Regions from separate parts of the Homo sapiens genome. Here region 2 is linked to region 1. Evidence: chromatin loops called from intact Hi-C (ENCODE). Cell type or tissue: PC-3. All regions are shown on one strand.

Evidence for each region. Peaks named below come from ENCODE experiments on the same cell type or tissue, not always from the same donor. Only the 100,000 strongest peaks of a DNase experiment are listed, where the experiment ranks them.
Region 2: it touches region 1 in a loop (2.9-fold over the local background); 19 of 110 quality-filtered maps call a loop at or near these places.

Annotation. Positions count from the first base shown.
Region 1 is chr20:53,577,384-53,579,883 of GRCh38, reverse strand. It overlaps ZNF217 (zinc finger protein 217), which reads left to right. Exons shown (of 6, transcript NM_006526.3): 3 at 1,434-1,550. Among named protein-coding and RNA genes, the nearest start is that of ZNF217, 15 kb to the left of the region's middle. In PC-3, a CTCF peak has its summit at 942 (motif pointing left); DNase peaks (open chromatin) are centred at 283 and 923; H3K4me3 peaks cover 1,897 bases; H3K27ac peaks cover 1,695 bases.
Region 2 is chr20:53,737,543-53,740,042 of GRCh38, reverse strand. LOC124904933 (a long non-coding RNA gene) reads right to left here. Exons shown (of 2, transcript XR_007067660.1): 1 at 1,185-2,500. Among named protein-coding and RNA genes, the nearest start is that of ZNF217, 140 kb to the right of the region's middle. RefSeq lists an enhancer at 1,748-2,500. In PC-3, no CTCF peak of the experiment used is centred here; DNase peaks (open chromatin) are centred at 302, 442, 912 and 1,402; H3K4me3 peaks cover 2,500 bases; H3K27ac peaks cover 2,500 bases.

The sequences.
Region 1 (2,500 bases):
GAGTTCTGGTTCTACCACTGCGTTGTTTTGTGACCAATTATGAGTTGCTTAACCTTTCTTTGCTACTATTTCCCTGTTTGCAAAATGGTTCATTGACCCCTGTCTTCCACCTCCCAAGGACAATTTCAACAGCCTATTTGTAAAAAGATCACAGTCCTTTAAAAAATATAACTGTAAAGTCAGAGGTGATGCTTGAAAGAGCAGGAACCAGGTAGATGTGGAAATGTCATGTCCTTTGTTCTAAAGAAAAGGCATTTCATAGCTTTTTGGATATGACGCAACATACCATAAATCCTGACACATAGTTGGGAGTCGGAAATTGCAACAACGCCCAGTTATAAACCCAGCTAGTTTGGGTATGATTGTAAGAAAAAAAAGCTGGCCATTCTGTATTTGGGGAATTGATTTTCCTAAACTTATATTATCTTAGTAGTCTAGATTTATCATATTGTACTATCATCCTGGCTTTTTTAAGACTTAAGAAGATCAAGTAAATTTTTTTTTCTTTCTTTAGACACTATATAGATCATCAAGGGTGTCTGTCTTACAGGTGGATAGTGATATGATCTACAGTGAGGGGACATTTATTTAAAACTTAAACATTCATGTGTTTTGGGGGTGGTATTTTAACGGCAGCACCTCTGATTGTCTTTTGGAGGGCTGGTGTGTGTTTGAAGTTCTGTCCTCCTTCCAGTGGACTCTAACTTCTCCTGATGCACGTGAGACACATTGTCCTATTGTCCTGCAGAAACTAAAGCCAAACACTGTCATTTGGGGACAGGTTTTCATTTGTCAGATCTCTTTCGCCCACATGAGTGTTTGTGGACAATACAGCCTGCTTTCCAAAACTTTGCTAAATTTTGACAGACTTTCCTAGGTGCTTGCCCAATGCCAGACTTTCTTTTCTGTTGAAGATTAAGTTGTGCTTGCTGCCCTCTAGTGGTCAGTTGTTTAATCCTAACCTTAAACGGCTTATTTTTCCCCTGGTGGTTGGGAAGTTGACGGTTTGTAATTGGCTCATTTTTCTAAATTATTCTGAAGAAGATAATTTTTCCCGCCAGTATGTATGTCCACCTTCAGTTTGCCAGATCCTGCCTGCTCAGAGACACTGAGAACCGGAAGCTGCCCGGGCAATTCAGTCTATGAAATGATCTTTCTTGTGATTAAGGCAAACGAAGAACTGAATGTTTAATAGTGTACTCTGCTGTACCCAGAAAAAAACAAAACAAAATCATGTTATAACACTCTAAAACTTCAAACAACCTCCAACAGCATTTGGTGTGTGTCTAGCCGTTTTGTTCTAACCCGATGTTATATAAAAGAATTTTTTCATGCTTTCCAAAAATGTTTATGTCAAGAATATTTAAGTCAGCATGCCTTATTCAGGTACTTCAGCTACCTTCTTATATAAATATTTTTGTTTTTCCTTTAAGATAAAAATGATGATGGAGGAAAAATAAAACATCTTACATCTTCAAGAGAGTGTAGTTATTGTGGAAAGTTTTTCCGTTCAAATTATTACCTCAATATTCATCTCAGAACGCATACAGGTAAAGAACTTTTATTTTTTTAACCATGCATTAGTTAAATTATGTAGTTATCTAATTTTTTTGTTGTTGTTGTTCAGATACTCTGCCAGATCCTTGGACTAGCTTAAGGATAAATATGTAGCATGTTGATTGCAGTGGTTATTTTTATTCTTTTAGTGCCATTGTAACTTGAGCCATTGTTCTTATTTGCAGTTCATTTCTTTTCTTTCTTTTTTGTTTTTTGAGACGGAGTCTTGCTCTGTCACCTCGGCTGGAGTGCAGTGGTGCAATTTCGGCTCACTGCAGCCTCCACCTCCCTGGTTCAAGCAATACTCCTGCCTCAGCCTCCCCAGTAGTTGGGATTACAGGTACCTGCCACCACACCCGGCTAATTTCTGTATTTTTAGTAGAGATGGGGTTTCACCATGCTGGCCAGGCTGGTTTCGAACTCCTGACCTCAAGTGATCCGCTCACCTTGGCCTCCCATAGTGTTGGCCTCCCATAGTGCTGGGATTACAGGCGTGAGCCACCGCGCCCGGACAAAGTTCATTTGTTTAGTTTATGACTGCTATGTCCTGACTCTTATCTTATTAAAAGCTACAGTATTTTAAAATGCTGCATCTTATGTCTTTATGATTGAGAATGAAATGAGAATCTATTTAGTAGTCTTGAGATTGTGAAAGGAGCTATGACATCATGATGTAGGAGGCTGCGTAGATTTGAAATTTCATCTCTTCCACTTACTATCTGTGCACCCTTGGGCAAGTTATTTAACCTTTTTGTGCTTTTAGTTTTCTTTGCTGTAAAAGTAGAATAATACATATTTCCCTAGGGCTGTTAGGAAGATTAAATAAGTTAGAAGTGTTGCTGTTAATTTTTCTATTGAAGATAGGCATTCATAATTTCAAATATTCATTACAGTAAGGATGATAAAGAACTGATGAGAAATCCTATGTGATAGTAGATCGAGA
Region 2 (2,500 bases), 160 kb before region 1:
ACATGGCTGATAGGGGATGAGGAGGTGAGGATGGGATAGACTTTTTCTTTTCATTTTCATGAATCTCTTACTCTCAAGCTGAAGGAGAGACTAAAAACCACAGGAAAGGGCACGAGTTTATTATCACAGATTTTTAATGGGTTAATAATGTTCTGCTTAAAACCCTCGTTTTAAAAAAAAAGTTAATTCGATCCATTTTTCTTTGGATTACAGCAACTTTAGGACAGGTGTGGTGTAATAGGAGTCGCTTTCAGAAAGGAGTGAGTGTGTTTGAGCAGAGAATCACTGGGTACACACCAGACTACTTATTGTAGCACTGTTTGTAGAAGCAAACACTGAAAGCCACCAAAAAGTCTGTGAAAAAGGGCAAGTGAAATACATTAAGGAATACCATTTAAAGAAATACTATGCCACCACTTAAAACATCAAGTTTTTCTAACACAGAGTGCTGTCCAAGAGATTTAAGTGGAAAATGCAAGCTGAAAGATACTTGTGTAAAGACAAAGAAAGGTGTGAGCGTTCGATATGCATATATGCTGATCTATGCGTGGACTATTTCTGGCATGAGACACTACAAACTGCTAATAGTCATTGTCTGCGGGGGAGGAGGGAGACCCACCCTTCCCCACAAGCCCTATAATTTGAATTTTCCCCAGGAGCATGTATGACATGGTTCCCCAAAATTTATAGCTCACTAGAAAAATACCTACATTGGAAATTGTCCATGATCGATACTCAAAGTGAAAAAAGCAAGTTGTATAACAGTGTCTATAAATATGATACCAGTGGTGTATTTAAAACAAAGCATGTGTATTTGTATATGTGCATTTTATGGAAAACGTCTGGAAAATATGTTTCACACTGTTAAAAAGTAGTTATTAGCTATCTCTGGTGAGATCATGAGCTGCGTGGGAGTGAGCAAAAGGAATGAGGAACTTCAACTCCTTTACCTTAATTTTATACTGTTTGAACGTTTTAAAGAGATTAGGTATGACTTCTATTTTAATTTTTAAAAACTAAACTGAGAAAATTATGTAAAGAAATGGTCACAGGAAATGGTCAAATACTGGCCCACGATACATGAGAAATGCGTGCCCTGTCTTTCCAGAGAAATCGAGCTCCCAAAAACGTTTGCGGTAAATCCCTGCTTTTTGGCTCCTCAATAATGGGATATTATACTGTACCTTATTGAGTACATTGGAGTTTTTTTCCCTTCCCTTAAATGCTATTTGCTGAAACTGCTCAAAAAGACTTTCCGAGGTGGCCCCGTTGGTGTCTTTGTTCCAGCCCGCCCGCCCCGAAAGGCAGGAGTCTCTCTGCCTTCAAGGAGCTGGAAACGCAGTCACAGCTCTCTCACTACAGAGGCCGGGCTTGTGGCAAACCAGGAGTCGTATTTGTGTTTACTTTCCTGCCTTGCGCAGTTGAGCTGCACTTGAGTGACTCCCATTAACAAGCATGAAGTTACTTAATGGCCTTGCCTGTCTGCTGTTTTCTGTTACGCTGCCATCCTGTGAACGGCCTTCTGTGTAAGTCACATTTGACAGTCTGCGTCTCAAATATGCTCTGAGAGTTGGAAAAGCCTCTCAGACAGCGTTTTCAAATGGGATCCCATGGAAATAGCCTCTTGCTTCTCAATTAGCTCGAAGAAGGCCCCCCACCCCCGTTACGTTTTCTTCTGCCTTAGGCATGTGTGAAAATGATGCGGGAAAAAGAGACACTTCGGAGATCATTTTCAAAGTCCTTATGTGAATCCTAGTTTCTAGGTGCTTACACTGCAATTCACCTACTGAAATAAACATATTTGGCAAATAGACATGATCTGCTTTCTGGGATTGATAGCAAACACTGAAGATCAAATAACAGCCCTAATCATTTCTGCATGTGCAGTTTTCAGGCGGTTCCCAGTCCTGTGACCGGGAACAAAGTTTACAGTTTATCAAACTTGCAGTAGTTCTGGGCTTTGCTCTCTTCTGGGCAGCGTTCTCTTGCTCCCGCGATGTTCTGTTTGAAGTCCTCTGCCCACTCCCCAAATTTTAACATGTAATTTATGACCTTATTATTTTATTCAGGAGGGAAGGATCAAGTGTGGAAGCCAAAATTATCCAAATAAGGATGGTGCTGGAACAACCTATGATCTGAAACTGGGGGGTGGGGGGCACGCCCCGTCTACCTCTGAGGCAGCTGGAATGTCTGCTAATTTTGATCACTTGAAAATATAATGGCTGCGTCTGCAGGTATTTCGGAGAGATCATTTAGATTCCTTTAAATGTAGGTGAAATGTTACAATAGAACAGGAATGGACTGTCTCTTGAGATGAAAAAGGGAACCACTGGCTATTGTCTGACCTCCCCAGTGCCTGATTGACTAGTAGAAATCACATCTCCATGGGAACAGATAAATGTCTGCTTTTCATGGCGTGAAATAACCAACTTAGCCCGCAAAGCCTCACCAACCTAGCACTTTATCTGGGCGGCTGTAAGCAGCCTCTCCCTTTTCATGT